Linked DNA regions of Homo sapiens: region 2 is linked to region 1. Evidence: chromatin contacts called from ENCODE Hi-C or POLR2A ChIA-PET data. All regions are on one chromosome and are shown on one strand. The core of a region is the stretch at or near the end of the contact, and the rest is flanking DNA. Distances in the headings are between cores, read along the strand shown.

Region 1 (5,008 bases), core at 995-3,494:
TGATCTCATTGTCTGAGGAAGGTTTTTTCTTGCTAAAGATATGAATGACTGAATCAATCAATCAATCAATCAACCAGTGGGGAAAGAGCATTGTATCAGTTGCCATGGGATTTTGCCTATGCGTCAGTAGGGATAAAATGCACAGGGAAAGAGCATTGCATGAATGAATGAAGAAATGAACAAACAAACAGAGAAAGAAGGCTGTATCAGTAGCCAAGGGTTCTTGTCTAAACTCCGCTATTAATTTGCAAGTTTCCTTTGGGGAAGTCCCTCCTCCTTCCTGGGCCTGTTTTCTCATCTATATAATGACGAGTTTTTACCAGGAAAATAGGTTTCATTGTGAATGTGAAATGTGACAGTTGATAGTAGTTTCTTGTTTACTCTAATGCGAAGGGTGTGGCTGAGGCCCTGGAGCCTTGGTGGACAAAAGTATCATGCCTGTGTGAGCCCGGGGCGGGGACACTGTATATCCTCGTGGATGGGTACTGTCTAAGGGCAGACTGGTCAGATGTTCTGTTTCTCCATTTTAACTGACTAATTGGCAAATAGCCTCATCTGAGGCTTTCTCCGCATACAGAGGTGAGTGGAAATTACTGTTGCTCAGGATGAAAGAACATGATCTTTACTGAATTGCAGCATGAAGGATTCCTCCCCACTGTAACTGCCCATTTGCCTATCTGTCTTCCACACTAAAGTGAGAGTTTCTTGGAGATAAGGATGATTCATTGGCACTGGTAGATCCTCAATATCTAATACAGGTGTAACTTAGGCTACATAGTGGGAATTGTTCGTTAGATTTGATGTATGTGACGCAAATCGTGGAATGTATCTGCAGATAAGCCAGGGGCCAAGGCTGCACATAAATATGAAGGTCAGTATCAAGTGGCCTCTGTCTTAGCCAGTAGAGCCCAAAAAGCAGAGCTTCAGGCAGGGTGTGGATGCAGGTCACTTATTTTGGAAAGTGGAATCGGAAAAGAGTAATATAAGAAAGGAAGTAGAGGTAAACTAGGGGTGTTTACCAAGCTGATTACTGCCGGTGGTGACTGGGGATACCTGGGGGATCCCCCACAGTGCAAGGGTTGGACAAGGGTATATTTATGAACTATCTTCCATCCTCCTTTGTTTAAGGGTTGCCCCCTGGGGTATGAACTTTCTCGGACTTCTAGATTAGTCCAGGCATCAGGAAGACTGGGGAGTTGCCTTACGACTCCCACTTGGCAGTGACGGAGAAGCCCTAGGGCAGAAAGCAAGAAGTGGCAAAGTGTGCACCTAAGTAGCAAAATGTGCTAAACGTGGTTTCAACAGCAATGAGGGAATTTAACAACATGGACAGAGAGAGAGGGTGAGAAGGATCACAGGAGAGGTCTGACACAAAAGCTTAAGGTGAGTCTTCTTTAGTTCTTTGGAGGTGACCGTAGGGAGTTGAGGACACCAATATCCATTTTTCTTTTGCATTTCATATCACCAGAGCTGCTGCAGCTCAAAGACAGAGTAGATGCACAGAGCCACTGGCATTGCTCTCCAAAGCTGCTGTCTAGTGCCCTTGGCGATAGGCCAGGAGGTCTCCTGGGGCTCAAGCTGTCTGAGCCTGGGCCACATTGCTACAGAGCTTAGATAAGACTCCATGGAGACAGGAACACCCAGGTCCATCTTTACAACTCACATGCACTCAGCTCTTCAGGACTTGAGGCTGCCTCATCTGAACTTGGGTCACCTCTATGGACTCTCATTGGCTCACTGTCATTGGCCAGCCATCCAACATCTCACAAAGCTGTTGCAATGCTGGCAGGGTGGGGTTGGTGCAAGGGCTGAGAGACAGGCCAAAGGAATCAAAACTATGAATGGGTGGGAGCAACAGGACTGTGGCTCACAGCTGTGTTGCACAACCTATATGCTGATGACAAAACCACAACATTAATTTAAAAATGGAAGAGAATGTCTGTGTGATTGAGGGAAGGGGAGAACTTTCAACAATTTCCAGAGCACTAAATATGAGGCAAAGATTGGTTAATTTGATTACCTCAAAATTAAGGTTTTCTGTTCAAAATGAGAAGAGGGAAAATAATTTAAATGTCTGAAATTGGCAAGAGATTAATATCTGTATTACAAAAGGAATTCCTAACAAGCACATGAAGAAACTTTTTAGTCATTAATAATTAGATAAACAAGACATACAGAAAGCTATGACTCCAAGCCTATTAGGCTGCTGAGAAAACCACAAAGGGTGTAAAAGATGATCATATCAAAGGTTGACAGAGATGTGCAATACAGGAATATGTTCTAGGAGGATACAGGTGGGTGCAGTCACTTTGAAAACCAACCTGATAGTAATCAATCAACTGAAGTATAGATACATCTTACAACTCCAGAAATTCTTTCCCCACGTACACAGCCCTCAGAAATCCTTCCACATATCCATGAGAAGACTTGCACAAGGATGTTTATTGAACACAGTTAGTGATGCCAGCCAGCTGCGACTTCCTGGGAGGAGGTGGTTCAATTGTAGACAGACATTGTGGAGGAGTGAGCAGCAGTTTGGGGCACAATTTGGGTGCTTTGGTGTCCTACAATCTCATGAGAGATCTTAAAAATGTGGTACTTAATGAAAATGTAAGAAGAACAGGGAGAAGACTGACACAGTGACAATTATTTCAATACTACCCATTTTAAAAAAGAAAGACACCCGTCATATAATATTAAAATTGTTGATAAGGGGAAGTAGAAATGTATTATGAAGATAAAAGTGAATAAATAATGAAACGAGAATCTCGCATGACCAGTGATAATGATGTACAGTAAACTGAAGAGTGTGTGTGTTTAACTCCATCATTTGCATTTCTGTGTTTGAGGTTAAAAATCAATATATAATTGTATAAAGTTCTCTACTTTTTTTGTTGGTTTTTATCTTTCAAATTTTATTTTTACTATTTTTTTATTTATTGATTTTAAGAGAAAGGATCTCACTATGTTGCCCAGGCTGGTCTCGAACTCCTGGGCTCACATGATACTCTTGCCTAGGCCTATCAAAGTGTTTAGATTACAGGCATAAGCCAATGCACCTGGCCCTATAACTCTCTATTTAACCTAACTATAATATTAAGGAGACATAAAAGGAAACTAATATATAAAATAATAAGTATATGGAGATACATAATGCTCTGACCCAAATTCCGAATTCTTTTGTATTTGAGAGTTACAATTGCAGATGATACAGGAGTTGCAGAGGGCCCTCAAATATCACCAGCAGTGTCTCAGTGAGGTTGTGATTTTTCAGTTTTGTGGCTGTTGGTAAAATCCCCAATAACACAAAGCATATTCTACTTTTGAATTAAAAAGTAGCGGTGTTCTTGGAAAATTAGTAGGTATTAAAGCTGTGCAAAGAAAATTGTGTGTTTCTATTTGTAAACTATAATTAAATTCTAGATTCAAATAATTTTTAAAAGCTTTTCCACTCACATGAATATCAGGTGAGGGATGTGAAAGTTGCATAAAATAAAGAGAAGTTTTTATGGCACATAATTGTCCTATAAATTGGAGGGCATCTGGCATCCAAACAAATGCCAGTAAATCCCACCCCCAAAGGTTGTGACAAAAGGATACACCCAAATACTGATGATTTCTCCTAGGAGGGGATACAGTCTTCATTGATCTCTATTGGGAATATAAAATTCAGAGTGACTCTAGTGGAAATCCAATTTCTTTTACTCTATATGGTAAAACTTCTATAATCTTCAGGTTTTAGAATTTGACTTTATATGGTATCTTGAAAGCGAAGGTTAGAAAAAAGGTAAAATCTCTTATAAAATGATTTGTAGGAGATGAGAATTTCATTTAAATTGACCTGAATGAGGTAAGCCTTGGTGGTCTCTGGTATGCTACAATCATCGATATAACAACGGAAGCAATGAATACCTGGTTATTTCCCAGGGAAAACCCCCAATCCTGGTTCAGTTGGAAATAACTCACGGCACATGAGAAAAGCTAAAATAATGATTAATTAGAACATGACTATGGGGAAGCTATGAACATGTTGTTATAATAGCAGCAATTTTTGCTTTACTTATTGAAAAGTCACATGGATTATAATAACTACTCTTGGTCTGATATTGGTTTCCTTTCATATTTTCCAAACTTTTAAAAAAGAGGATTCTATTTTCAAATGAGCTATTAGGTATATCTGTAAAATGTAAAGCAGATGAAAGATAAAATCAGTATTTTGTAATGCAAATATATTTTATAAGCTCAAATTTATAACATTTTCTTATTATAATATCAAGTAATTACAAAATGAGGCAGTTTTTTGGCTTAATTGAAATCAGGGTTATGGATGATAGCCCAGTCTGATTGTTAGCATTTGATTTATCCTGGATTTTTGCTGCGACTGTACAAGATTAAAATATCCTGATTCATTATACATAGGTGGTTGCAATTTCTTTTTAAGTTTGCCTTGCATTCTCAAGACTTAATGTATAAATCTGTTGCCAAAGCCTAAAATATAAATGATAAAATTGTCATTTAAAAATTAAACATATCATCAGCAATATGAAACTTCTCTTGTAGCCAAACCATAGTACCTGTTCTTGTAGTGAACACATAAATCCAAAAGCTAGACAGATAGTAAAACCAACTAAACTAAACCAAACCAAACAAAGAGAGAAATCACTTAAGCCCTGAAACTAACTGCATTAGGACACATCACATAGAGGTGTGTCATATTAATATGTTCTCTTTTTTTTTTTTTTTTTTTTTTGGATGGAGTCTTGCTGTGTCTCCCAGGCTGGAGTGCAGTGCAGTGGTGTGATCTCAGCTCACCAGGCAGCCTCTGCCTCCTGGGTTCCAGCATTTCTCCTGCCTCAGCCTCCCAGGTAGCTGGGATTACAGGCATGCACCACCACGCCTGGCTAATTTTTGTATTTTTATTAGAGATGGGGTTTTACCATGTTGGCCAGCCTGGTCTCGAACTCCTGACCTCAGGTGATCCACCTGCCTCAGCCTCCCAAAGTGCTAG
Region 2 (5,008 bases), core at 1,002-3,501, 33 kb before region 1:
AAAAATTCTGGATTTATGAACACTTCAGATTTTGGATTTTGGGGTTGTAATGCTTAATCCATAGTAGATAAAGGCACTTTGTCAGCTCCATCAGAGCAAGCTTCCTCAGAAGCACTACCTGGTGATCACTCTCATTCCTTCCCAAAGTTTCATTTCTCTCTCTCTCTCTCTGTCTCTGGAGACAGTGTCTTGCTCTGTCCCCCAGGCTGGAGTGCAGTGGCATGATCACAACTCACTATAGCCTCAACTTCTTGGGCTCAAGTGATCCTTTCTCTTCAGTCTCCTGTGTAGCTGGGACTATGGATGTGCACCACCATGCCTGGCTAATTTTTTTAAATTTTTATTTTAGCAGAGATAGGGGGTCACTATGATGTCCAGGCTGGTCCTGAACTCCTGGCCTCAAGCAATTCTCCCACCTTGGCCTCCCAAAGTTCCTGGATTACAAGTGTGAGCCCACCGTGCCTGGCCTTAAAGTTCAATCTTAACATGGGCCCTGGCCCTGTTCTACTTCTAAAGATCTCTTTTGAATTCTCAACCCCACCTTTATCATGGGCTTCTGTTCTGTCCTTCAGAAAAGCCCGCCAGAACCAAAGATGGAAGTTACTGAAGATGGTGAAGCTAGGGAACCCCAATAAGAGCTCCCATCTTATTTCTCATTGCTTGCTTACAAGCACACTATTCTCTAGCTTCTGACCTATGAAAAGTGCTTGGCACACATTTGTGCAACAAAACTGACTGTGCTAGCTCCAGGTGCAAAACTGCCCAGCAACCACTAGACACAGTTCCTGCCCCACTGTGCTCACCCCACCTGAACTAACCAAATTATTCTGGCATAACCATGTTAGAAAAGGACTCTTGGGGACTGCTACGGGACAGCCAAGGTGGCTCAGGGGTGCTAGACAATGTGCATCTCAACATGCTTCACAAATGATTGCTTATGTTTAATAGTACATGCTCACGTGCATGCTATAATGGCTATCATTTTACACATCGTAGCTCACTCTGCACAAATAACTCTAAGAGATTTTTCCTCTTGTTTCAGAGACATAGAGAGATTAAGGAACATGCCCAAGTGCAATATGGTTAGGGAGTGGTGAAGCTAGGCTGCAAATCTGGCTCTTTTTGGCCCTGCACTTTAGGCTTTAATTCTGCCAAGCCAAAATGCCAACACAAACTGTCACACTCCATCTACCATCTTTTTTTTTTTTTTTTTTTCTGAGACAGAGTCTCGCTCTGTCCTCCAGGCTGGAGTGTGATCTTGGCTCAGTGTAACCTCTGCCTCCCGGGTTCAAGCAATTCTCCTGCCTCAGCCTCCCGAGTAGCTGGGATTACAGGTGCCCACCACCATGCCTGGCTAACTTTTATATTTTTAGTAGAGACAGGGTTTCACCATGTTGGTCAGGCTGGTCTCGAACTCCTGACCTCGGGTGATCCACCCACTTCGGCCTCCAAAGTGCTGGGATTACAGGCATCAGCCACTGTTCTTGGCCCCATTTATCACCTTAGCTCTGAGACCGGCCTCCAAGAGGGGTTCCCTGTGGAGTAAGATGTGCACATTCTACTTATTCTCTCTTCTAGGTCAAGTGAGAAAATGTACTTGAAATCACTTTGTAAGCTATAAGGTACTCTATAGAGAGTACCTTATATATATACATGTATAAATGTACACATATCTATACACATAAGTACAACTATATTGCTCACAATTCACAAGAAATGTGTGATTCATGTTAAATATTCAACATGTCGAATGTATTGGGGTTGTCTATCTTGATATAGATACTTGTTCACAAGCTATTAGTATGCCCTATTGACATTTCATACAAATAAACACAATACACACACACACACACACACACACCCATGTTGCTCTTCCCTCTTGGGAATGTTTGCTCAAGAGGCTGAGGCTGAAGTTGGCCTCCTGCTATGTCTGAGAGCAGCCCTTGCATAGGTGTGAGTGTGCACAGGAATTTATTTTCTAACCAAGGGAGAAATTGACAAAGTGAATAGAAAAACCACAAAAGCAGCTAAGTTAGATTTGGGTTCAAAAAAAGAATGCAGACAGAAAAGGAAGACTGTGAGGGGAGAGTTGATAGGTGGTTTAAGGAATGTCTGGCGAGAGGCAAGGAATAGAGTAAAGAAGAGAAAAAGTAATAAAAATAACTGCAACACTCACCTCTGAGAACAAATGACTGTAGTTGCTGCATGCTTAACGTCCCCATCTTATGAAGCACCACACATCAGCAGAAATGAGATACACAGCAGGGAGGTGTTAGAAATCTGGTTTTGCAGATGATTTTGTCAAATCACCTACAGCTTTGCTCAAACCAGTTCCAAAGGCTTTAACCACATGGTTTGCTTGTGTGCACCTATTTCCTGAGTTGCTCTAAATTGCATGACTTGGGGTGTAATGGCAATTCTTTGGGTTTTTGTGGCTCCATTTCTATGAGACACATGATTAGAAATCCTGTTTGCTTTTTGCTTGTCAAGCCTTAATCAGCTACCACGCTGGGCTTGTGTGAGGGCCCTGATAATCAGCCTGCTTTATGGAGAAGGCAGAGTGGAAACAGGACAGGAGACTTCCCATGGCACGGATACAGAAACGCAGCTTTCTTCGGGTTCTCCTTAAACTCGGAAAGTATCTCTTGTCTGAAAAATTTAAGTCACAATCTCTAATTAATTAGCTAACTAGCTCCCCCTCTTGAAACGTCTTTCAGATAAAAACTGCATAATGCTGCAAAGCAATGGCCTAAAATCAGACTAATCTACGTCTACGGCAGTCCTTAGGATCCATTGTGTCAGAAAAATACATAGAAATGTCTTAAAATCTGCCCAAACACAAAAACTGTAACTGTGCTATTACTTTCGTTGGGTTTATACCTTTCAAATCATCTTTTTTCCTTAAAGGTATTTTGACACAGCTTAAAAAAGAAAGGCACCAAAAGCCTTAGCCTGTACAGCGAGCTATAAAATTGCTGCGAGCTTAAACAGTCAAGGTAGGAAAAATGGCAAAAGTTATGTCCCCAACAAATAAGCTTGTGCTTTTGTCATAAATGAAGACTCTTAAAATGTGATGCCACCCCATGACTTATTTTGTATTATCTTATTTTTGTTTTGCTCCAGTCATTCTCTCCCTTTATCTTACATCAAAAACAAGAAAAGTTTTGCCTATGTCTACAACTTAAGTGAGGAACCTATTATGTGATTATGATATAAAATTCAGAGCCAGTGATAGGCCGTCGTGTGGTGTAAACATTTCAGAGGATAAGAATAATAGCAAAGAACTAAATTGAAATGTAATCCGTGCTGAGATACTGTAACAAAGTCTCGTAATCTCTTTAAGCCAGCTGTTCTCAACTTTGGCTGCCTATTTGAATCTTGCAGAGATCTTAAATCCTTCTTGATGCCTGGGTCTCACCCTCCAGGGATTCCGATTTCATTTGTCTAGGTTGTGACCTAGTGTCATGGGTTTTAACAGCTCCCCAGGTGATTCAAATATGTGGCCACGATTGAGAGCCCTCTTGTCAGCTGACTGTACTGTATACACGGATCTCTGACAGTAAAGGTCATCACCTGGTTCCCTGATTTGTTCTGGTCTTATTTGTGTGCCAATGGCTCTTTCTTGGACTTCAGAGTTTTATCTGCACAGATGATTCTGATACTGCTTCTGGGACTGCTGACCCAGTGTGGGCACTTGGTCATGACAGCTTTTTGACCCTATGCTGGTCTACAGGTGGCTAGGGCCCCTGTAACAAAGTATGAAGACTGGGTGGCTAAACAGTAGAAATGTATTGTCTCATAGTTCTGGAGGCTGGAAGCCCGAGATCGAAATGTCTGCGGAGTTGGTTCCCTCTGTGGCCTCTCTCTTGCTTGCAGGCAGTTCCTTTGCCCTGTTTCCCTACATGGTCTTCCCCCTGGCGTGTCTGTGTTCTAATCTCCTTTTATAAACACACAGGTGAGATTGGATTAGGCCCACCCATATGACCAAATTTTAATTCAGCAACCTCTTTGAAGGCCCTGTCTCCACAGGCACATTTTGAGATATTGGATGTTAGGGTTTCAACATATGAACGTGGGGGTACAGAATTCAGCCCTTAACAGCCAAGAGGATGTCTGCACTAGCAACATGCATGCCTTTGTCATAGCTCTGCTCCAACTATGAGTTGGGAAAATGTCAGAGATAATCGGAGTGCACAAACTATTCTCAACCATCTTCCTGGGCTTGCTTTATCAGTCAAAGTAGCAGCCACTGGGGTATCCATTCCCAGGCAAACTCTCCTGTATGGCTGAATCAGCCAGCAGGCTTAACCTGTGGAATGGCCTGGAAAACTCACCTTCCATCTCAAGGATTCTGTAAAATGTCTGGGTGCCCTTTTCCAGGGCTTCGGGAAGTGGGAAGCCCCAACCCCACCGCTCCCAGCAGGTGCAGCAGGAGCTCTTTTCCTCAGCTGCTGGTGTTTCAAGGTGGCTCAAACACCTGACCACCCAGCTGATCTCAGTGACACTGTGTGCCATCAGAGGCTACAGGTCTGTTGGAAAGAACATGTTGATTCCTCCTATTAGTAGGAGATTAGTTCTTACATTTGGTGGTTCAATCTCTGGACTTTTAGTTTCTTCTTGGTTTTCCCTAAGTTTGACTCTCAAAATCTCCTTGGTTTGGACTTATTCTTCCAGTTGGATACACTTCCACGTTCATTCCTGTAAAGGAAGATGTAGTTAGATTCATTTGCAAACAGAGCTTCTCTAACTCCTTCTGCACTCTCAGGTTCTTCACCCATTTCACCTTCACCCCTTGCCAAACTGGCTTAGCCTAGCTTAGCGCTTGGATTGTTTAGCATTGTATTGGGTTCCAGGTATTTCTGGAAGTGTCGATTGAGTCCTCTAATTAGTCAGTGCTTCAGAATGTCTATGATTTTTCAAGTCCTCTTTTTTGGCTTCACACTGTTAAAAATTACACTTAGTATCAAGGTTAAAATACAGATGATAGTAGTGCATTTTTTGAGTTCCC

Evidence for each region. Hi-C counts contacts between places; a loop is a spot of excess contacts on that map. ChIA-PET counts read pairs that join two places held with the same protein, here RNA polymerase II (POLR2A). Pooled maps may share reads with other maps.
Region 2: a loop to region 1 is called in a map of naive thymus-derived CD4-positive, alpha-beta T cell, with 5 times the contacts of the local background. The contact joins the promoter of LINC01871 here to the enhancer-like site in region 1. A Hi-C loop is called at or near these places in 1 of 168 maps with a recorded cell type or tissue (naive thymus-derived CD4-positive, alpha-beta T cell) and 6 of 50 pooled maps. POLR2A ChIA-PET finds 5 or more read pairs at or near these places in 8 of 52 experiments (BJ, activated CD4-positive, alpha-beta T cell, activated CD4-positive, alpha-beta memory T cell and 4 more).

The regions. Positions count from the first base shown.
Region 1 is chr2:7,689,652-7,694,659 of GRCh38, reverse strand. No RefSeq gene overlaps it. Among named protein-coding and RNA genes, the nearest start is that of LINC01871, 34 kb to the left of the region's middle. Within about 2 kb of position 2,244, at least 2 of the 41 ENCODE cell types and tissues checked have a DNase peak (open chromatin) inside an H3K27ac peak, as active enhancers do.
Region 2 is chr2:7,723,022-7,728,029 of GRCh38, reverse strand. LINC01871 (long intergenic non-protein coding RNA 1871) reads right to left here and starts at 2,251. Exons shown (of 2, transcript NR_183384.1): 1 at 2,177-2,251.